3 separate regions of the Mus musculus genome follow, and regions 2 and 3 are each linked to region 1. The links are chromatin loops, found by intact Hi-C in ENCODE. Cell type or tissue: heart. All regions are shown on one strand.

Region 1 (8,000 bases):
GGGATTGAGTGGTCATGCTTGAAGAAACCTTATTGGTGTAGTTGGCAGGCAGAGCAGATATTTAGCACAGAGTTTAATAATGCTGAGCTAACCTGGGCACTTGTATCTCCAGCCAGAGCAGAGCTGTGAGCTGGTACCACTACAAATCCTATAAGCCACTAACAGTCTCCCATCCTCAGACCTCGAAGAAATCACATGAGACCAAAAAGAAACGCAACAGCAGGAATGTTAATCAAGAAGAGAATCCAGACACAAGTTATGGCCTTCCTTATGTTACTACAGTTGGCAGCCGCCCAATGTAGCATGGCTGTGACGAGGGTCGGTGTAACAAGGCGTTGCAAATGAATATTTTGCAGACTGAAAAATGAGAGCTGGAGAAAGGAATCAATTTCCCTCCAACTCCCCTACTTCCTGGCCTAAAGTAACATAGCCCTTGTTACATACTTAAAGAGACTCTCCTAGAAAAGATCTTTCTACAAAACCAAACTGGAGGCCACAGATAGTATCAAACATCGAGCATGATCACGGTGAAACTTCTTTTCACTTCAACTCACATCTCTACAATCTGTTACTATGTTATAGCCTAATTTCAGCTAATTCATTTGCAAAAAGCATTTCCTGATTCAGAATATCTCCCCTTTGCAATAGAGGCACTCACAGGAAACATTTTAACATCTCATTCTCCAGGCCTTAGCTGATCTATCACAACCTTGAATACGATCATGCATAGGAAAGTGCTTTTCGAGCAGTAAAATGGTAGACATTAGTAGTATGGTAAGGTGTTAGTAGTCTTCCAAACTATCATTAGTCATTTTTGCATCTAAGGCAGAACACTGGCTGCAAACAGCTGCTGTTAATGTTTCTTTTTTTAACTGACTTTCATCAACTTGAAAAAAAAATCCATAGTCCTGCTTCTAAGGAAGAGCCACATAGAACGCATTGAAAGTTGGGTGCATCAAAGCCTAGGACCTGAGTGGGTTACAAAGCAGTGGTTGGGGATAGAGGACAAAGGAATACAATCCCCAGGACACTGCAAGAATGTATCAGCATGACTCCAGTCTCTGCCTTCACTCTGTAGCTTTAGGGTATAAGCTAAGAGGAGGGAAAAACCCTGGGGGTGGGGGGTGGCAAAAATTCAGCTGCTAGTCGTTCCCCCCAACATGTGCCACCAAGGGTCACCTGGAGAATTTTACTTTACTGAGAGCCATATGGGGCAAAAGCTAAGAGTGAACTGGGTAGCTACCTGAGTTCCTCGGGGACCAGTTTCCTTTTTTTTTTTTTTTTTTTTTTTTTGGCATAAGGAGGTCAAAAGCCTTTCAAAGTGTCTCTGTTATTATACCCAACGGTTCTGAAGCAAAGAATCACAGAACAGACTGTCAAGGGCTAGGTGTCCAACTCTTGTCTCATCTTACGGGTAGAGAAACTGAGGCTCAGAAAGGGTACTTTCCCCCAAGCCATACAACTAATTAACTCCAGGCCTCCTGAGTCTTTTAAGAGCCTCTAAAATCTTCCTGTAAAAGACATGGCGCATCCAGGTTTGAGGTCATCACCCCAGCAGCAGCCCCACTGAGGCTGAATTTAACCCTTTGTTGACCTTCTAGATCTGTGGTTGCCAGAGGCCTCCAGACCTCTTTGTAGAGGTACCCTCTGACCCACCACCTGCACTCCTGCCTGAAGAGGCACACACAACAGAAGCTCAGATGTTTTGTCGCCCCTCATTAACAAAAAGGCCATTCATTTAAAAGAAAGAAAGAGGACGGGTCAAATTTGCGCAAGACAGCCCTGGCCTTTGCTGTGAATGGCACCCCCTTCCCAAGAAGCTCTCGCTCTCTCAAAAAAAATTTTTTTTTCAAAAAAATGCTGCCCACCCCATCTCTTTTCCATGCTTTTAGTGACCCAATCAATACCATCCCTTTTATTCCAGAGTTATCTACACCTCTACAAGATGCCAAAGGACCAAGGTCATTCTCCACTGAGGCCAAGAATGGGTAAACAAATGGATATTTAGGAAGGGGGAACTAGCAGATATCTGAGCTACAAATACACAGCCAAATCTTACAGGAAGGCCTCATCACCCTCAGCCACTCCTGGTTTAGGACTGGAGATTTGCAACTCCAAAGGAGAGTGGGTTTGAGGTCAGTCAGTCCCTGATGCTAAACCTTTTTTTTTTCCCTTGAGGCAAGTGACTTCTATCCTAGAACCTGTAACGTGAGGATAATAATCTCAACCTCTCTGGCCCTATGCAAGGTTGTCACAATTCACCTGAGCATAACCTTCAACAAATATAAAAGCAATAAAGATGCTAATGACAGGCTTCAAAACTACTCCGAGTCAGAGTCAAACAAGCAAAGTTTTCCACAGCCTGGAATCTAAAAGTCCTGATTGCCTTCCCTTTCTTCCTTTTCTCCTCAAGCTGCAGGAAGTTAGAGCCTCAGAACTTCCCTGAGCAGGCCTAGGAAAGAACAGATTACTGGTACCCAGCTGGCAACTTCCCCTATCAATCCCATTTGCTTGTCTTAGCATAGCTTAATGGGTAAGAGGTCAGGGAAGCAAAAGAAGTCAGCTTTCTTGAACACCCTTGGAGCATAGGACGGAGACTTCAAGTGGTAAGATGGAGAAGTTTGAAAAAAGGAAAACCCCTCTCACACGGGATCGCGATCTCCAGCCTGTGAGGAAATTAGGTTGCTCAAGTATCTTACAACCTAAAAGCTGACCTCACCCCGAGAGCAGACACCCTGAAATGAAAGAGTCATTAAGAGAAACCCCTAAAACTATTCCCCCCAATGTACCACAGTGGAGACAAAGAAGCTTGTGTGACCACCACCTCCAGGAAAGCCTGTCACCAGGCCCCTTGGGAAACTACTACAAAAGGCAGGAGTGCTGGCCATGCGCCACAGATGTGATCCTGAATGGTCACCTAGCTGGGGCTGGACTTCCTGCTGGTGAAAAGGCCAGGCCCCAGCAGAGCTGAGATGGGAGGGGCATGGGGCTCCAAGTGCAAGTCATTTCTAGGGTTCACCTCCACTGTGGGGCTGACCTGTTGTGCAATGCTGAAGTTTACTAGCACAAAAGCGGATGCTGGTTGGAAAAGCATTTGTAAGGGTCCCACTTCCCACGGGAACGAAGTGCTCTACACACCAGTGTCCTGAGCACGCTAATGACTCTTATCACTTAGGCTGCCCAGGAAAAAGTCAACAGACTCACATGCATCATGGTGACCAGGTGACAAGGGTTGAGCAGGTAGATGACGGTCTTGGTGGCGAACTTAAAGCCCACCTCCACCCCGAAGATCAGGCACAGGGCTACTAAGAGCAGATTCTTGCTCAGGCTCTCCTTGCCTTCCTCTGGCCGCTGGGTCACCTGCTGTGGCTGGCTGCTACGGCCACCCCTACCGTCCTCCTTCTGCCTCAGGATGTGCCGCAGGGCCACCAGGATCTCCAACAGGGCCAGGGTCAGGACCACCACACTTTCCAGCAGCCGCTGCTGCCAAGACAGGAAGGCAGCACAGTCGGGGCCCCCATTGCCTGCAAAACTGGGGTCGACGCCCCCATAGAGCCAGTCCAGGAGACTTTGGTAGCTATACCGGGACATGATGCAAAGTGGCTCCACTTGACTACGGTACAGGAAGCAAGAGCGAGATGGAACACGAGACCGAAGGGTTGCCCGGGCGGTGGAACATGTAAGGAGGGCACACCCGCACCCCCCTCTGGACACTGGGGCACCTAGAACAGGGGAGGGAAAGCTACACGCGAGGCCCGGGATAAAGTGCTGGCTCTAACTTGTCCCCACGGCTGTCTGGGGAGCCCCCCGCGCTTCTCCAGTGGCCACCAACGAGGCAGGGTTGAAAGGAGCCGTTGGCCAATCTAAAAGGAAGGAGAGGAAAAAAAGGTCTCAAAGAGGCAATTGCACGGGAATTAACGAAGCGGGGAGGGGTAACTAGTGAGGGAAGAAAAGGGGAACGGGAGTGGTGGCCAAGCAAGCACGGGTGAAGGCAAGTTGGAGGCCAAGAGGGTCAGGACTGGGACCTAGGGGGCCCGGCACTAGGCACTGCCGAGGGAGCCAAGCGGGAGGCAGAAGGGGGTGAGAGAGAGAGGGGACACGCGGAGGCTAGGAGAGAAGCTAGCAGGGCTGGGCAGGCGGGGAGGGCGACGGGGAGGGCAGGGACGCCGGACTCCTCGTCTCAGCCACTCCACGAGAGGGGGGGGGGGTCTTACTCCTGCAACCGCGTGGCCGTCTCTGCCCCCAGCTAGCAACTTCGCCGCCGACGGGGCCCCCTCTCCAGCCAATTTAGAGCAGTCCCGGTCCAGCCTCCCGCCCCTGGGTACACCCCCGAACCCCCAGCTCCACCCCCCCTGGCCCCTCACGCCCGCCCTCCGGGCCAGCGCCACCCTCAGCCCTCCGCCTGCTCCGGACCAGCCCCCCAGGCGCAGGCGGGCGGCGGGAGGAAGCCGAGAGGGAGGGCGGGGACGCGGGGCCAGCCAGGGGCCGGGCCATGGGGCCGCCACCCTCCGCCCCGCCGCCACCGCTCCATCTTCCCGCTCCTCCTCGTCCGGCCCCCCGAGGACTGGCCGCCGAGTCCCCCTGGGGCTCCACTCACCCGCTGCTCGGCTCCGCTGCCCGGGCTCCACCGAACTCTCCGTCTCCCCTCACTCCCCGCAGCCCCAGGCGGCACTCGGCTGGGCTCCCCAGGCGGCCGCAGCAGCAGCAGCAGCCGCCACCGCCGCCGCTCCGGCTCCTCCTCCTTGCCTTCCTCCCCCGGCAGCCGCCGCTCGCTTCCTCCGGTTTCCCCTCCCTCTCTCCACCCCCTCGTCGCCAACTCCCTCCACCTTCGGCCCTCCTCCCGTCCACTTCACCCCCTCCCTACACACACACACACACACACACACTCCTCCGATCCACTTCACTCCCTCCCTACACACACACATACACACACACACACACACACATACACACGTCTTCAAGCCACCACTGCCCCGCCTCGCAGCCTTCCCTCCACAGCCTACCCACTTCGTCCTCGCTTCCCACCTCCTGCCCTGCTTCCTCTCTGCTCCCCACCCCACCCCACCCCACCCCCGCCCCCACCCTGCTACCCTCGGAGGCCCCATCCCCGCCTCTTTCCTCCTCCTTCTCCAGCCTGGTCTTCTGCACTCCAAGCGTGCACTCGCGCACAGTTTTGCTCTTTCGCCACTGTGACTGAATTCACCTCCCCACCTAAGCCTGGCGGACTAACTCCTCCGTTGACCTGGTTCTCGGGCCACTACTTTGCATACCTGACCACATACTGGGCACTCAGCCGGTCCTCGCTAACTTCTAGGAGTAAGGCTGTGAAACTGATGGACAGGCTTTAGCTTGGGGAGTGTGCTGAGTATGGACTTCCTGCTTCCTCCCTTCGGCCTTGAAATGGGAGATTCAAAAAAAAAAAAAAAAAAAGACCATAAAAGTATTGCTCACCTTCTTGTCACAGCCTCACTTTCTTCTTGAGTGCCTAAATTTGAGGATTTCTCCTCGGACTCCTTCTAACCCAGCTCTGATGCTTTTCTCTCTCTCCCCCCTCCCCCCACCCTACACAAACCTTGCTGGCTCTCTCCCTCCTTCCCTCCTGCCGTCCTTCTTCCTCTCCGCCCCCTTCCGACCACAGCGAACCTTCAGTGATAGACTTGGTGGAGGAAAAGAAGATTCTCCTGACCTCTTTCCCTCCCCACCCCCGTCCCCCACCCGCAGAGAGAGACAGAGACAGAGACAGAGAGACACAGAGAGCGAGAGACAGAGAGAGCGCAGCTGCTTCCTAACCCCACCTTGGAAAGAACAGCCAGGAAAAGTGAGCGCTAGCTGGGTCCAGGGGGCCCCCTCTTCTCTGACGCTCTCTACCTCGTGGCTGGGCTGGCTCCTCTAAGGGCCGGTAATTAAGGAAAGAACTACTCAGAATGTACCTCATATTGGTTTAATATTTATTGCAGACTCGCATACGTTAGAAGAATATCCAGAAAAACCACAGTTAGGTACCTTGCTTAGGAAACACTTTCTGATGTCGACTGTAAGCCAGTCTTAAGATGTAAACTACAGTCTCCTGGATTATCAGGCCGATACCTTCCCATCCTTTGCAACCTAACAAATACAGCCAGGCAAGCTTGTCTGACTTTAAGCTTTTTGAAGCATCCACCAAAGGCAGGATGTTTTTCAAGAGGCTAACTAATAAAGAATGGCCAGGAACAAGATCAGTTCAGAGGCACTCACTTGGCCCTCCTTAGGCGGTTTTGTTGTTGTTGTTGTTGTTGGTTTTTTGGGGTTTTGTTTTGTTTTGTTTTTTCTGAATCTCGGCTGTATGACCAAAGAACAAAGTGAGGGGGCTCCGAGCACAGGAATGTAGCATCTGGAGGCCTCAAGTTCCTTATCTTTGAAGAAGGATGACAATATAGCTCATAGGGTTTTGCTCGTTCAAATGAGTTGACTTCTGTAAAACATTATTTCCTGTCTGTCACGTGGAGCGTATCCACTAAATACTACCTGTTGTTAAGAATCCAAGCAAGTGCCTTTAATTGGTGGTGGCCCACGCCTTTAATCCCAGCACTTGGGAGGCAGAGGCAGGCAGATTTCTGAGTTTGAGGCCAGCCTGGTCTATAGAGTGAGTTCCAGGACAGCCAGGGCTACACAGAGAAACCCTGTCTCAAAAAAACCAACCAAACAAACAAACAAAAAAAGAATCCAAGCAAGCATTTGCATGTGCCTTTAAGTGATACACTCCAATTCGGTGCCCTCCCCCACATCTACAGAAACAAGCCACCTTCCAAAACCCACGGAAAAATCACTCTTCTCAATCCCCCACCCAGCCTCCAGCGGGCTCTCCCTCCTCCAAACTTGTATAGCATTTGTTGCGTGCACTTCTCATTTTCTTCTGAATCACATACTGCCTTCCATTGTTCTCTCTGTGAGTCCTGCCTCCCACACCCAGCTCTTCCACCGACCGCATGGGAGGGTCTTAATGTTTTCTACACAAACATACCCCTCGGTGCCTAACAGAGTGACACATAGTAAACACCAAAGAAACACAAAGAAAGTGTTGCCCCTATAGGTAAAGAGGCAAGGAAGAAATTAAACAAATGATGGGTCGAATTTTAAGAACAACAACAAAAATGCTTTTTAAGTGCAGCATTTTTAAATTATTTTATTTATTTATTCATTCATTCATTCATTCATTCATTATGTGAGAGCACGGGACACTCAAGTACCATGTCATGTGTTTGGAAGTCCGAGGACAAGAGTCAGTTCTCTCCTCTCACCGTGTAGGTCCCGGGAGTCCAAGTCAAATCTTCAGGCTTGGCAGCAAAGTGCCTTTACCTGATTATCCATCTCACTGGCTCTTAGGGAAGTCCTAGTGCCCCATAGTGAAAAGGGAACCTGGTGTGGACTAGCAGTTTGAGCAGTTCAGAGCAGTTGCAAGAGAGGCTGCTCTGGGGCCCCTGGGGGGGGGGGGCATGGGTGCAGCAGGGTAGAGGGTGAGATAAAAGGAAGCCGGCAGGAGGTGGGAGGCAGGAGTAGGCTGTGAAGGGAAGACTGTGATATGGGGCATTGGTGGTTTAGGGACCACCTCCTTAAGGGTGATAAAGTGAGTAAGAGGAGAGCAAGGATGGAAGGAGCTGGTATTGGGGGAAGGGTTTTCCTGTGTCTTGTTTTGTTGTTGGTGGTGGTTTTTTGTTTGTTTGTTTGTTTTTGTGAGACAGGATCTACTTATGTAGCCCAGGCTGTCCTGGAACTTGGGTTCATAGATCAAGTTGGCCTGGAATGCACAGATCTACCTGATTTTGCCTCCCGAATGCTGGCCTTAAAGACATGCAAGTCTGTCTACCTGGCTTCTTGGGGAGGTTTTTGCTGGGGTGGGCTTTTCACTGATGCAGCTGCTTTTGAGTCATTCATGGGCCTGTAAGTAGGCCCAGATAAACTCCCTAGTTCACTAAACTAGACTTTGGGGGAATGATTTTTTTTTTTAGTCTATCATTAATGCC
Region 2 (8,000 bases), 57 kb before region 1:
TGGACCACCTTACTCAAAGTCAAAGCAGCTGTGAGAGCCAAAGTTTTGAAGCGTGTGAAAAACAGGAATGTGTCAATGCCTTGGATTTGACATCTCTATGATATGATATATGATATGATATGATATGATATGATATGATATGATATGATATGACATCAAAACACAATCATCAGGGAAAAGGTTCTCTGAACCCTCGTGCTAAGGCACTATTAGCAACTTTTCTACAGATATAGGCACTAGGTTGTCCATGTTCTATTGGATAGCCCCACACCCAAGTACATATGGACAGCTCTAGCGGGTCTAAGTGGGTCATTTTTAAAGCCAGGCTTGGTGGTGCTTACCTTTAGTTCCAGCCCTCAGAAGACAGAGGCAAGGGGATATCTCTGAATTTGAGGCTAGCCTGGTCTACACAGTGAGTTCTACATCAGTCAGAGAAAACAATAGTGATATCTTGTCTCGGAAAAAAAAAAAGACATTAAATGGGGAAAGAGACTTGCAGGGATCTGGAAGAAGTTGCAGGGTGAATGGGAACGTGAGTATGACCAACTACACAGAATACACATATATAATTTTTCTCTTTGAAGATTTTATTTTAAATTATGTGGTGGGGAGGGGTATATGCATGTAAATACAGGTACCCGAAATGGCCAAAGCCATCAGGTCCTCTAGAGGTGGAGTTGTACCCCACCTATGACCATAGACACCAGAAGATAACATTTGATTTCCTGGAACTAGAGTCACAGATGGTGGTGAGTGGCTACATGGATGTTAGGAACTGTACCCAGGTCTTCTAGAAGAGTAGCCAGTATTCTGCTGAGCCATCTACCCAGCCCAACATATATGAAAATTTTCGAAGAATAAATTTAAATTATACTAAAAACTTGGGAAACAATAGAAAATGTAAAATGGACTTTTCAAAAATTAAAATATTTTCAATTTCAAAGGATATTGAGAAACAAATAGATGGTTGTGATGCTGTAGGTCATGGATATGACAATGATGGAGTATCCAGGTCTATAAAGATTGCTGACAAAACTAAAAACTGAGTCCAATCCCTGGGACACAAATGCTTGAAGCAGAGAACTGACTCCAGCAAGTTGCCTTCTGACCTCCACACATGTATGTACACATATGCACATTCAAACACACATAAATCAGTAGAATAATTTTTAAAGACAAGCCAATTTGAAAAGTAAGCTAAAGGCTCAGCATAGTGGTATAGTGTCTATAGTTTTAACACCACAGAAATGCAAGTTTGAGGTCAACAGGAGATAATAGTACAACTATGTATTGTAAAATAAAATGCAGAAAGAAGAAAAATCCAAAGAGGAGATATGCTAAATGTTTAAATAGACACTGCTCCAAGGAAAATATCTAAATGGTCCATATGTACACAAAAAAAAGATGTTCAGTGCCACTAAACATCAGGGAAATGCAAATTAAACCCACAATGAAATAGCTCTCGAAAGAACAGCATAGGTACAGTAAAGGAAACTATCAGAACCAAGAAGATGACCCAGTATCAGGTCCCTTGAAAGGGTGAGGAGCTGTGTTCAGATCCCGGAGGCCTACATTAACTTGGATGCAGGGGTATGCATAGGTAATCCCGCACACTTACACCAAGAGAGGGGGAGAGTCAGGAGAATCCATAAAAGCTGGTAGGCCAGCTAGCCCAGCGTACAAGGTACAAGAAGTTCTGTCTCAAACTGAGTGGAAGGCAAGGAATGACACTTATGGTTGTCCACTGACCTCCAAATAGTAACAGTGGCACCTGCACACACCTGCACTCACATGCACATACATTCATTCACATAAATAAGCAGACATACATGCACACTACACACCTGCCCACAGACACACACACACATCATATCAGTTTTTAAAATAACAATTATTAGTATTCAACAGAAGATGGAGAAATTGAGGCCCTCCAATACTATTAGTAGGGATGTAGTACTGTGTGGCCATTTTAGAAAATAGCTTGATAATTCCTCCAAGAGGTTAAACATGGTTATCATATACATGACCCAACAACTCTACTTCTTTCTTAATTTTGCTCTATTATTTTATGTGCCTGGGAGTTTGGTCTACATGTATGTCTGTGCACTACATGCATGTGTGGTTACCAGGAAGGCCAGAAGACAGCAGCAGATCCTCTGGAACTGTAGTTACAGATGATGGTGAGCCTCCAAATGGCTGCTGGGAATTGAACCTGGGTCCCCTGCAAGAGTAGCCAGTGCTCTTAATCTCTGAACTACTGTGCCAGCCCCTAATCCTACTTCTATAGCCAAGAAAAACGAGAACATATGCCCACCCAAAATCTAATAGAGGTTAAAATATCATTATTCTTAATAGCCAAAAGAGAGTATTAATTACAATGCTCATCACTGAATAAAAAGGTACACAGAATATACCTATCCAAACCAGACAATATTACATTGGATTAAAACAAATGAAGTACCAACATATATGCTACAGCATTAATTAACCTTAACAATATCATACCAAGGTCTAGGGGTGAGGCACAGTAAAAGGGCCCTTTGCCTAGCATGAATGAGACGAAGTTTGATCCTCAGCACTGCAAGAAGAAAGACCATGTAATTACAGACACACACACAATGAAAAAAAAAACCACAAAAAGATATGGTATAACTTTATTTATATGAAATGTCAAAAACAGGCAAATCTATAGTTAAAAACACTCTGGGGGCATTGCAGATGTATAGGAAGAACATAGGAAGTTGAGAGTTAATGGCATGGAATTTCATTGGCGAGTCCTTGAAAATGTACTAAACTGTATTACAGTGACAGTTACATATCCATATGAATGTACTGAAAAGCATTCAACTGTGTACTTTATTTATTCACTCACTTATTTCTATTTGGGACAGGGTCCCATTCTTGTACCCCAGGCAGGTAGTGAGCTCTCAATTCTCCTGCCTTGGTCTTTCTTCCAAGTGTTGAGATTACAGGAATACACCACCACCACCACAATGAGCTCAAAGGTATGCTTCAAGTGAGTGCTTTATAGAGTGTGTGAATAGATCTCAATAAAGCTGCTTTTAAAGGCCACACACTTGGAAGAGCTGCTCTGTATGTAGTTGGTGAATAGAGGCAAAGCTTTCCATTTAACAACCAAGTTACTGCCTTCATCACTTGATCCTCCAAAACACTGATTGCTCCCCATCCCCTTCACATGCATTCCCATATAGCCAAGCTACACCATTTACCGTTGCTCATTCACCCACAACCTCCATATTTCCTTCCACTACCCCCGCCCAGGGCAAGTCTCTTACCTATCCTGATAGGTTTCCACCCAGCTTCCTTCACAAGGCCCAGGGCCAATGCTCTCTTATGCCAGCCCTTCTCCACACCTCAGCACTTACATAGGAAACCCTCAAAACGTTATTTGCTGCACAAAGACAGGTAAATGTACTTTAAATATACTTCCCATTTGATTGACTGTCTCTGCCAGAGAATAATAACCCCACCACAACAACAACTATTCTCTCTCTCTCTCTCTCTCTCTCCCTCCCTCTCTCCCCCTCTCCCTCTCCCTCCCCTCTCCCTCTCCCTCTCCCTCTCCCCCCTGCTCTCTCTCTCTTTTCCTGGTTACAGCAGCAGCTTCTGTTTCAGACCCCTTGGGAACACTTCTGAATCATACCACCCTATATTTGTTCCCCAGACCACACCGTCGACGAAGACAGCGCTAATACATTATTAATTCGTTCTGCCAGGATCGCCGCGTAGAGTTGTGTAGGCTGTACACTGCACAACCCTAGTGGCGCCATTCAATTATACTCTATGTGAATGGCACCCCCTCCTAGGGTTGTGCAGTACATAGCTGTTCCTGGAGGCCCTTCATGGAAACACACCTAGAATTTGGGAATAAAGCCTAAAAAAGAATGAGCATTTAAGGAGAAAAATTTTACAATATTACTTCCAAATTCTATCATGAAGATAAGCTGGGCATTGTGGTACAAACCTGTGATCCCAGCACTCGGGAGGCTGAGCCAAGAGGTTCAGGAGCACCTGACCAGCCTGGGCTATACATGGAGATCCACCGGCTTGGATAACACAGTAAAACCCTGTTCAAAAAAGAAAAAAAGACATGGCAACGAAAGTCTTGAAGAAAGGATGGATGGTAAGTAAGTTTTGTACTTGGACTCAGAAAACAGGAACTCCCCCAAAATTGTACTGTTCACAAAAGCAGTTGCCAGCTCATTCTAAGATCCCTCCCGAGGGAAGACCTGCAACTGCCAAGGAATGCCAAATCCTAGAGATGGTGCTTTTCTCCTGTTATGATAGGTTTTAGTTCAATAGTGAGACACAGTAGCAAACCAAACCACAGTGAAACACGATAATTAAAATACAATAAGCATAGACAAATGAGACACTGGACAAATGGATTGGTGTCCTGAGAAGTACAAAGCAGAAAGCATCTCACACCTTGGCATGATACACAATTTAAAAACATATCAAGTCTTCATTTCTGGAGTTTCCATTTAATACTTTTGGATCACAATTGACGGGAGGTGATTAAAACTGCAAAAGGAGAAAACGCACGCAAAGAAAAACTTATGTTTGTTACTGTAAGGTTGTTAGTAACAAAAACAGCAGCAACTATTCATTACCAAGCACTTTCCATGTGCCTGATATGAAAGCTAAAATGTTACCGGTACTATTTTGAGTATTCCTCAAAGCAACCCTGTTGCTGTAAGTGATATTTAACCCCTCCCCCAACCCTGCCCCAGTAGGCATATGGGAAAAATTGAGCCACACAGCCGAAACTTCCCTAAGACCATACCACTAGATTCAAAAAGCCAGAAGCAGCTTGAGGACTGTTTCTGGTTACAAGGAAAGAAACAAGCAAGCAGATACTACCAGGGGCGGGGCTTAGGGGAAAAGCTTAGTCAGCTAGGGCCTCTGTTTTAGCTCTTGCACAAGTCCGGCTGGCTCAAGCTTTGTCTTCTCCGTCCTAGCCCACTGCAGTTGTCGATGACTGATGATGCAAGCCAGATGTGAGCAGAAGGTTCCACCACCTTTACAGCATCACTTCAGTTTCTCTGCACGAGCTCTTTCTTGCCCTGATTTTTTTCCCTTGAATGATGGCCTTAACTTAGCATGCTCAGACGTATGTACATAAGTCGGAATGCACCCACCCAAGGTGCCTCCCCAATATCAATCCCTCACCCTTCCTTTGATGCAGAAGAGCACGGCATCTTTGGAAGCTGTGAAATACAAGTTAGCAAGATATTAAAATGCTTCTTTCCTCTGAGATGTGCAGGCTATGATTTTTTTTTTACTTGTGAAGCTACTGTGTTCACTTATGAGTAGAGTATGACTTATGACTATGAGTAGAGTATCAGTTATGGCTATGAGTAGAAGTTCAAGGTCATCCTGAACTTGGCTTCTTGGGAGGTTTGCAGTCTGCCCTGGCTACATGACACCCTGTCTCAAAAGAGCCAGACTTCAGTCTCCAAAGCTACCTAATTGCAAAGGTCACGTTTATAGTTATCACCACTTCCTGTCTCCACCACAAAGTAATTTGTTCCATTCTCCATAGTGCCGACAACAGTGGCAGGCAAGAAGAGTACACCACTGCCAGAGCACAGCCAGGGAAGGAGAACTGCATCTTCCAGGGAGTGTACAGAGTCCTCCTCCATCTGACCCACTTGAGAAATATCCCGCTGACACCTGGACCTCAATCCCAGAAAAATATTTACAACGAAATGACCTGGATGCCTTGGAACTTTAAGAGAGTTCTGAAGTAACCAAGGCTATGCCAACCTGTAGGAGAGATGGATGGTGTCCAGTCCCCCTGCAGGAAGGTGACCAACTGGGTCAGGGTCACAGGCACATAGAACATTTTCAGAGTTCTGACAACAAGGATCTAGCTGATTATGTGAAACACTAGTGAAGGGTCTGTTTTTGCTTTGTTTTGTTCTGTTTTGAGTGTGTGTGTGTGTGTGTGTGTGTTTTGTTTTGTTTTGTTTTGTTTTGTTTTGTTTTGTTTTGTTTTGTTTTGTTTTTAGCCTGAGGTGTGCGGTGGGAAATGTATAGACAAAGGAAAGAGGTTTTTCCAACATCTTCAGGCTTCTTTCTCTTCTTTTTCCATTATTTAAGGGTTTTTTCTCTTTATTTTCTTTTTGAGACAAGATTTTATGTTTTCCAGATTAGCTTTAAACTCCATATATAGCCAAGGATGATCTGAATCTTTACATTTTTAATCCTTCTAGCCCCACCCCTCATCTGCAGGAGTTATAGTTGTGTGCCACCCGGGAGGTGCTGGAGTTAGGAACCAAGTTTTGTGTGTTCTAGGCAAGCAGTCTACCACCTAGGCTCCATTCCCAAACATGAGGCCAAGTTGATTCTACCTTTGAAAATAGAAATAGGGGTTTTAGGATTTTAATCAGTGGTAGATCTCTTGCCTGGGCTTGGTCCCCAGCAGTGGAGAAAAAAAGCATTAAAATAAGAATAAAACCACCCACCATGGGGCTGGAAAGATGGCTCAATAGTTATTTAAAAGCACTTTACTGCTTTTACAGAGGACCCAGGTTCACCTGCGAAAGGTGCTTCACAATTGCCTGTAATGGCAGCCTCAGGGAATCTAACATCTCTCTTCTGGACTCTACAAACACCTACACTCATGTGCACACAATACACACACATACACACACACTCACACACATGCACACACACAATTTTAAAATAAGACAAAATCTTTTTTTTACGAGAATTTCTATCACTTGTGGTACTCCTAGGAACAAAGCAAGAGACGATAAGATAACCCATTACCTGTAGCAGTTTGTGTTCTAGGTACACAAGCGATCCAGAGCATAGCTCCTGTCTACAGAAAGCCTAGAATGCCCAGCAAAGGACTTTCCACTCTGGAGTAAGTAACACAACCAACAATGACAAATCAACAATGACAACTCATTCTGATAGGTATCTGTTAGAAAAGAAGGTGGAAATTTCTAACCAAAATGAGTTAGCTGTGGTGGGAAATTCCCTTTGCTTCAGTGGCTTTGGTGCTAACCTCCTATCCAGACCTCTGATTCAAAGAACTAGGGAAAGAACTCAGGAAAGAACTCAGTAGGTAAAAAACTTGTCAGAAAAATCGGAATAAGAGGTGGTGGATTTAGATCAGTTAGTAGAGGCCTTGCCTACCAACTACAAGGCCGAGTTGGACCCAAGCACCAAAATACAACCAACCAAACATATTATGACCACTACCCAATATTGAGGGAGGCAGTTTGTGTGATGGACACATAGAGAGATGCAGGACACAGCTCCTATGGGCAAGAAACTCACTACAGATAGCTTCCATGCACAGCTGCCAAGCAGCGCTCACCTACAACTTACCTAAATCCCGAGGAGCACGGAACAGTGGGTATATTCCTGGAGCTTGCTGGACAGTCAGTCTACCAATCAATGGGCTTGAGGTTTAGTGAGGTCTTGTCTCCATACAAATGCACGCACATAGCTGCATGCACACAAACATGTATACACACACATGTGCTTGCATATACACAGAGAGGAGGGTGGTAAGGGGGAGGGACACAAGCCAGGGATGAAAAAGAATTCCGTCAATTACTACTGCAGAAATGACGTGTGGAAATTATTCTTTCACAACATCCACTAGCATTTCTAACTTCTAGGCAGCTGCCTTTTTGTTAAACACCCCTCATCTCTTGGAGGGTAGGTTGTGTATGATTCTCACATCATATGTCCAAAGCATATGTATCAGACAAAATGCTCATCAGATACTTGCTAAATGACCAATGTGTCTGCAGACTATATTTTATATATATACTAAATGGATAGACTTGAACACCTAGTCAGAAAGTATTTTTAAATATTTGTGACATTTTGTTTTTCCAATATATCTGGTATTTGTCAAGATTTCCAAGACAGCAATAAAGGGGATTTCTGTGGAAATGAACTAGCAAGTTGAGGCATAACAGGCCACTGTGCATTCTAGCCTCTTTCCTTTTAAC
Region 3 (8,000 bases), 290 kb after region 1:
TCTCTCTCTCCCTCCTCCTCTCTTCCCCTTCCCTCCCCCTCCCCTCCTCTCCCCCCTTCCCCTCTTTATCCCCATCTCTTTTCTTTCTCTCCCTCCCTCCCTCTCCCCCTTCTTCCTGGCTTTATGAACAATATATTTTTTTCCTTCTTTGGAAAGTTGCTAAAGCATTTTTTGTCAAGGAACACTGCCAATATTTATTTAGGGAGCTTCGGAGTTAGCTTTAAAAAGGACATTGAAGGAGTCTCGAAAGAGAAACTGAAATAAAGTTCCATTAAAACTCTAGTGCCTGCAGCTCTGAGTGCCTGTATGATTTCTAGCTAGTCCATGTGGCCTTGGGGTTGGTGGGGTAGGGTATTGCCAATTGATAGATTCTGGAGTAAGGAGAGCTGGTTGTTTTAAAAGATGTGGCCCCTAGTTGGGTGTGGTGGCGCACGCCTTTAATCCCAGCACTTGGGAAGCAGAGGCAGGCAGATTTCTGAGTTCAAGGCCAGCCTGGTCTACAGAGTGAGTTCCAGGACAGCCAGGGCTATACAGAGAAACCCTGTCTCGAAACCAAAAAAAAAAAAAAAAAAAAAAAAAAAAGATGTGGCCCCTAGTAAACTGAGCAAGCCCTAGGGACTGGTCCCACCACATGAGTACATAAGTGGTACCCATAGGAATCAGTGGGTTATAAAAACAAGAGATGAAGTTGGGAGAGGGGATAGGAAGTGGAGAGGTAGATCCAGGAGGGGTTATGGCGAAGTGTGTGTGTTTGTGTGTGTGTGTTGGGGTGAATATGATCAAACTCTCCATGTGTTTGAAATGCTCCAGAAATTAGTAACAATATTATATATTTTAAAACCTACTGTCTTTATAGATTAACTTGGCAATACCCAAGTCACTAGACAAATCAGCATCATTAAACGTCCTATTTTAAAGCATTAGACGGATTTCCATTTGCTTAGGTTTGTGCAGTGAGTCTGAAGACCAGTGAAATATATCAGGATAAAAATAAATGACTATGAGAAAAGATAAAACAATGTTCAAAATAATACTTATATCTAATCAGTATACCTTTGACCATTTTTGTGGTTTTCATTTGATAGAGGAGACCAAACCCAGAGACTTACTGGACTGTGCCTTCAGCCCTGATTTTGAGCACTTTTGAAAAGTCAAAAAGTTTAGTTTATTATTTCGTTCCCAGTGAGATCACCTCCTGAGGTTTCTGGTTTCACTAGTTGCTTCACACACACCACTAAAGAAAATATTTTGCCTGGTTATCAGGTCTGTAAAAATAAAGTTTGTTAATGGCAAACTCTAACATAATTTGTATATTCAAATATTATCACAAAGTCCTGCTGCTTGTATTTGGGCTCCAGGAGGAAATTATTATTCTAGTAACTCAAGAAGTAAGTTTAAGATGCAGACTTGGTACGTAGTGAAGAACAGTTGTTTTCTGTCCTTCCATAAATAACTAATGCCAAGAGCAGGCTGGCTATCTGTTTCAGCTTCTTATTACACGAGAGCAAAGCTACCAGGCACTAAATATCCATTTAAAAATCTGCTAACAGAGCGGCCTTGTTCAATTCCATTTAGCTTCTAGAAGCTTTATTTTTCTATACTTTTTTGAAAAAGGGCTTTGAAATGAATTTTTAACATTAGCATACTTAGAAGTAGGTTTCATTAGGACATTTTATACATATTTGTATATGTATAAAATAGTGTATGCACTTATTTGTCTCTCTGTCCTACTGTCCTCAGTCCTTCTTCTCAGTACCTCTTCTGTTTTTTTTTCTTTTTTTTTTGTCATGCCTATGCCTTTTTTTTGTGTTGTATTTTGTATCTTGAGAGTTGCAGCTTGTATTTTCCTTCCTTTTCCTTTGTCTCTAACTTGATTTTGGTGGGATGTTATTGAGTCTACTTTCCAGCAAGCCTCTGGGAGTGGTAGGAATTCCAAGCTCTATTACTAGTTAGGTTTGTGACTGGACACATTGTTTCATTTGCATCTGTCTCCTCATCTTTCAAAGACAGTAATCTTCCATCCTCAAAAGGCATAAAAAAGTTGTAACTGCTCTCAAACCTCAGACAGCTGCCCCGGGAGGGAGGAATGTTTGCTCTGGGGTCATAAGTCTTTCGCTCTGGGGTCATAAGTCTTAGATGGCTTCTCTTGCTTCCCTTTTGTCCCTCCCTCCCTCCCTCCAGTCTTTCCTTTCATTGTCAATATATATAGTGTGATCTTGAGATAGGCTTTCCTTTTGTAGCTCAGGCTGGCCTCAAACTTAGATCTGTCTTAGTGTACAGAGCTGGGATCACAGACCTGTGCCACTTCTCCCTGCTCTTAGTTTTGTTCTTCTTTGACACAGTGTCTCCCCTCCCCCCTCCTCTCTTTGATTTTTCAAGACAGGGTTTCTCTGTGTAGCCTTGGCTGTCCTGGAACTCACTCTGTAGAGCAGGCTGGCCTTGAACTCATGGATCTACACCTGCTTCTGCCCCCCAAGTACCAGGATTACAGAAGTGTGCCACCATGCCTGGCTATTTTACCTCTTGTTGGAGTAATGTTTTTTCTTTATCCTGGGTGTGGTTAAATATGAAGGAAAAGATCTGGTAGGTGATAAAGCTGACCAGGACATTGTGGGCACTAATTAATAGTTTAAGTGATAAAGATTTTGAAAATACAAGTAACTTCTTGGTCCGATATATATGTGTGCGATACACACACACACACACACACACACACACACACACACACATACACACACACACACTCACACTCAAAACCTGATAGCTTTTCTCCTCTATTTAGTCCTTGTAAATTTTGAGGGACTTCTGTAAGCTGAGGACTACTGAGTTCAGAAGAGTTAATTAAAAATGTCTGGGCTACGTGACTGATGATGAAGGAAACTAGAAAAGGTATTTATATTACAAGTTCTTTTTCTGCTTGGGCTAACAGGTTGATTTATATCGAACACTGGGTCTGTGTGGTACTTTTGTTTTAATTCCATTACGAAACTCTAGGTTTGTTGGAGGAATAGATGGTTTGTTCCTTCAATTTTTTTTTTTTTTGGTATTAACTCTGGGATAAATGACAGGTTTCTGTACACTGTAGGTACCTAGTGGACTATATAGCCAACTAATAATTATCTGTTTCTGGCATTACAACAAGGTCTCATAAAAATAAAGATGACAATTAAGTTTGTTGTTTGAAGTCCTGAACTTTCTAGGTCAATCTTGTGAAAGGAAAAGCACATGAGTGCCTTATACCCAAGTTGGTGGCTCTATTGGAAATGAAATGAGTGCTACAGCTGTAGAACAACATTCAAACAAGCTGGACATTTCTGCTCTCAGCCAGGCACACTAATACTGTCATTCGGGGTGCTTCTTCTTCTTCTTCTTCTTCTTTTTTTTTTTTTTTTTTTTTTTGGCTTTTCGAGACAGGGTTTCTCTGTGTAGCCCTGGCTGTCCTGGACCTCACTTTTGTAGACCAGGCTGGCCTCGAACTCAGAAATCCGCCTGCCTCTGCCTCCGGAGTGCTGGGATTAAAGGCGTGCGCTACCACGCCCGGCAGGGGTGCTTCTTAAAAATCCAAAATTAAAAAATTTCACCAAATCAAAACCCACATCAAAACATCTGAGGATTATTTCTCCAGGTATTCCCATTGGAACAAACATCCCAGATGATTATGACACACAAAGCCTAAAGCACTACTGAAGCCAGCAATGTGAGGCAAGCTATTGTACGTGTGTGTAGCAGACACAGTCATTCTGTAAGAGAAATGAAAAGTAGCTAGTAAAACAGCCGTAACAGGAAGCAAAAAAGCAGCCGGTCATGGAACTGGAAGAATAGAATTTCTTCTGGCAACTTATTCTTGGTAGTTTGTTGTGGCTTATTATTCGCAATTACAGTTTTGTCTTGAAGTCCTGAGATACCTTTTGGAATTTATTACGAACAATAATTTCTCAATTCTTGGGGGGATTAAAATGGCCTTTATCAAGAAGTCTCAGAAGCAATAGAATCTCACGGTACTGCACTGACTTTTTATCAGTTGTGGGCTCTTTTGCTGAGTGACGCGCAAAACCCTGCCTTCAGGAAATATTTCATAAGCCCGAGTGAGCAGGGAATCTTAATACAGCTCAAGGCAACAGATAAAAGGATAGAAGGCTTTGGCTTTCAGGAGCTAGGTTAAGATCTCTCTCCCATAGGAAGCACGAGGCAGTCCAAAGATAGGTATCTAACTAAGGGCAGCTGGAAGATGACCCCGGGGGAACTTTCATCCTGGGTGGAGTCCCGGGTAGCCCGCTAGGGCGTGGGCCAGTTCTGCGGCTCTAGACTACTGGGCGCTAAGCCCTCGTGGGCTATTTTGCCCAGCACTGCGGGAGCGGCATGGTGGCTGCGGGCTCAAGGGAGGCTTTAGGCGACCTGCGACCCTTCGGAAGCAGCCCTCCTCCTTTGCAGCAGCTGCAAGCCCGATCGGGCTCCGCCTTTTTGGCGGTGACGTCCTTAGTGAGCGGAGGCGGGCGTGTGGGTGGGCCGAGCCAGAGGCCGCCTGCGATTCGGCGGGCTCAGCCACACCACCGAGCTCCCCCGCTCCGCCCGCCCCTCCGGGCTCGTCTTTTCCGGGCTCGCGCCGGACCCCGCCTCCGCTGGCTGTCCGGGTTGCGCGCGCGCCGCTGCGGCTCTCTCCCTCTCTCTCTCTTTTTTTTTCCACTGGTCTCCGCGGCTCGCCCCTCCTTGCCAGGCAGCTCCAGAGCTAGCGGGCACGCGAGCTCCTCTCCAGGAGCTTCCTTCCTCTTAAGGCCGGGACCCAGTGGCAGACTCGTAGCGAGCGAGGCAGCACCTTCGGTGAGTGATCCTAGGCTGGGGAGGATGCGGCTGCTGCGCCCTTGCCCCGGAGAGTCCCCTATTCCTGACGTGCTCCCGGATCCTCACCTGAGCCGGCTGGAGGTCGGGGTTTGGGGGGTGGGGGTGGGCGCTCGGCTTTCCGGCTGCGGCCGCTGGCTCATGGAGAGAACCACCGTCACTATCTCCTCTGATGCTTTCTGGGATCCTCCAGAACCCCACCTGGCTCTTCCCTGTACCCCCGCTGTACCCTGAGAGCCTGAGAGAACTCTTCCTCCTGGGGGTACCGGGCTTTGCCAAGACTCAGTTGACTTGAGCACACCAAGTGCCTGCTAGACCTCCAAACGACCTTTAGGTCGCCCCTAGACCTCAGCTCCATTTTGTCCCCTCCCTTGACACTCTGTAACAGGGTCCGGGCGCTCGCGGGTGGTGGTGGCGGCGGCGGCGGTGGTGTCTTTGGTTCTAGAAACAGCTGCTTTCTTGAATTTGGGGAGGGTGCCTTCGCTTTCGATAGATACTCTCTCAGCATCCATACCTTTACGTATGTTAGCAAACAGCTGGATCATAGCTGCAGCTTGTACCCTGTGTTCTTCCCGTCTTTATCTCCACGATCAGTAGGTGCTGTATAGTTAATATTAGGTTTATTCACTTCCTCTTCCTCTCATTCGAGTACCGAAAAGATCTGTGGCTGGCTGATGTCTATAGACAGAAAAACCTAGGAGAATGTGATTCATTGCCTAACTGGTTACATATTTGAAATCAGACGTCATTTCTCCTTTTACTCTAGCATCTCCTTCGAAGACATTTTTCCATCCTTTTGAAATTAATTTGCTCATTCGTACTTTTCCTCTTAAAAAAATCGTCAATTCTCACTCAGTAGAAACGACGGTAGGGATGGGAATAAGGGGAAATGAACCTTGTTGAAGAAGTAAGCAGTTTGCTTTACTGGTTCATGGTTTTAATCAACCACTAAGTTTCCTCTTCTGTGGAAATATGCTCAGCTGTCATGCAGTTGGATTCAAGCATAACCGAGGTTCCTTCTCATATTTTGTCTCTTGAACCTGTAAATTCATGCTTAGTGACATGTTTTTACAGATAGTTAACCCAAGAAAGCCATTTCCTGCACTTGTAACTTTAGTTTTTTGTTTTTTTTTCTTTTTGTACTTGCAGTAAGCAAGGCTTCCAAATATTCTTAATGTATAAACCACCAAGTGGAGATCAATTACAGTGCTGCTACTGAGCAGGTCAAGCAAAATTTGAAATGTGAGGCCTCTTTCCTTAAATTGCAAACATAGCTCATCTTTTCAGCGGAGTGTGCAAAAGTGTGAAACATGGTAGACTCCTGTTCAAATTTATGATCTCTGCCATTTCCATGGAGCAACCAGTATTATATTGTCAATATATGTGCAAATTGGGATAAAGGGCCTTGGCATCAATCAGATATAAAGAGTTTTACTGTGTTGGGTAGAGATGTGATGGGTGGAGGAAGAACAAAATCTTGTTCTGAATCCAGACTTCTGGAGATGCTCCAACTCCAGCCTCTCAGCTATACTAGCTATATACACCTTGAACAGGGCACTTTTCTTAGTTTTCACATATATAAATTAAGTGACTGTATGGTTGGCAGGATGATCCATAAATCCCCTCCTTTTGGCTTCCGTTTTTTAAAAAACTAAGATTTTTTTTATGAAGACATATGTATTTTAGTGCACTTCACATTAAGGCTGGGGCTGAATCTTGTTATATCATATATAGAATATCATCTCAAAGATGATAGAATATCATCTCAAAGTTTTCATAGACTAGCTTTAATCAATAGAGTATTAATTAGTTCTTAGCTCGGGTAGTGGTCCAGGACTTTAATCCCAGCACTGGGGAGGCTTAGGTATAGGTGTAGGTCAAGGTGGTGTGAGGCAGAGGCTAAGGCCAAGGCCAAGGCCAAGGCCAAGGCGGCGGGGGACTGAGGCGGAGGCGGGGCCCAGGCAGAGGAGGTGGAGGCTAAGGCAGAGATGGGGAGCAGAGGCTGGCAAATCTGAGTTTGAGTCAGATATCTAAATTAAAGGCTAGCCTGCTTTACACAGTGAGTTCCAGGAGAGCCAAAGCCAACACGGAGAACCATTGTCTCAAAAACAAAACAAAACAAAGGCCAAAACAAGATGATTAATTCTTAAATTCATTCCGACTGTTCAAGTGCATAAATTCAGAGGGAGTGAGTTTTACAAATATTAGGTTAATTTCTACTCGCAGATGAAAGGTATGGATGGGTACCACACTGGGTTGAAGATACTCATGACCTTTAGAATCTTGTAAGGGTGTGAACATACTGCCTTAAAATTGTAATTAGCTAGTAACTTTAAAAGTGTAAACAGAGGGCCTGGAGCGATGGTTTAGAGGTTAAGAGCAGTGGTTGCTCTTCAGAGGAACAAGGTTCAATTCTCAGCACACACATAGTGGCTCTCTTCCCTCTGTAGCTCCCAGTCTCAAGGGATTCAGCACCCTCTTCTGGCCTCTGTGAGCACTAGACATGCCTGTGAGCCACAGACAAACATGTAACTAAAACACCAATGTCCATAAAATAAAAATATTTAGCTGGTTATGGTGGTACATGCTTTTAAGCCCAGCACTTTTTGGGAGGCAGAAGCAGGCAGATTTGTGCTGCAAAGCCAGCCCAGTCTATGTAGAAAGTTCCAGAATAGCCAGGACAACATAGACCCTGTCTTAAACAATAATAATTAAAAATATATTTTAAAAACATATGCAGAGCTGAGCGGTGGTGGCACACACCTTTAATCCCAACACTTGGGAGGCAGAGGCAGGTGGATTTCTGAGTACGAGGCCAGCCTGGTCTACAGAGTGAGTTCCAGGACAGCCAGGGCTACACAGAGAAACCCTGCCTCAAAAAAAAAAAAAAAAAAAAAAAAAAAAAAAAAAAAAAAACAAACCAAACCAAACCCAAAACCCAAAACCCAAACAACAACAAAAACCAACCAATCAACCAAAAAACATATGCAGAAATCTCACTCATTCTATTTATAATTCATTCCACTCTCCTGTTCTTCAGGATGTGATGGTTAAGAGGACATCACTTATTCTATGAAATTGTAGACTAAGAGGATGGGTGGCGTGGTTTTAGTGAGACACATGGACATATAGTTTATTAAACTAGTAAGATTTAAGTTGGGATG

The links. Hi-C counts contacts between places; a loop is a spot of excess contacts. Peaks named below come from ENCODE experiments on the same cell type or tissue, not always from the same donor. Only the 100,000 strongest peaks of a DNase experiment are listed, where the experiment ranks them.
Region 2: it touches region 1 in a loop (4-fold over the local background); 3 of 42 quality-filtered maps call a loop at or near these places.
Region 3: it touches region 1 in a loop (4-fold over the local background); 7 of 42 quality-filtered maps call a loop at or near these places.

The regions. Positions count from the first base shown.
Region 1 is chrX:142,678,154-142,686,153 of GRCm38, reverse strand. It overlaps Tmem164 (transmembrane protein 164), which reads right to left and starts at 4,428. Exons shown (of 7, transcript NM_001199360.1): 1 at 4,215-4,428; 2 at 3,205-3,863. The coding sequence starts at 3,591. In heart, a CTCF peak has its summit at 4,671; DNase peaks (open chromatin) are centred at 2,913, 3,533, 4,433, 4,953 and 1 weaker place; H3K4me3 peaks cover 5,959 bases; H3K27ac peaks cover 4,560 bases; H3K27me3 peaks cover 441 bases.
Region 2 is chrX:142,734,852-142,742,851 of GRCm38, reverse strand. The region is part of intron 2 of Tmem164 (transmembrane protein 164); the gene reads right to left. It overlaps Mir652 (microRNA 652), which reads right to left and starts at 3,852; the gene lies at 3,755-3,852. In heart, no CTCF peak of the experiment used is centred here; a DNase peak (open chromatin) is centred at 4,921.
Region 3 is chrX:142,387,123-142,395,122 of GRCm38, reverse strand. It overlaps Acsl4 (acyl-CoA synthetase long-chain family member 4), which reads left to right and starts at 4,588. Exons shown (of 16, transcript NM_207625.2): 1 at 4,588-4,818. In heart, CTCF peaks have their summits at 4,276 and 7,318 (motif pointing left); a DNase peak (open chromatin) is centred at 4,572; H3K4me3 peaks cover 2,030 bases; H3K27ac peaks cover 1,918 bases; H3K27me3 peaks cover 738 bases.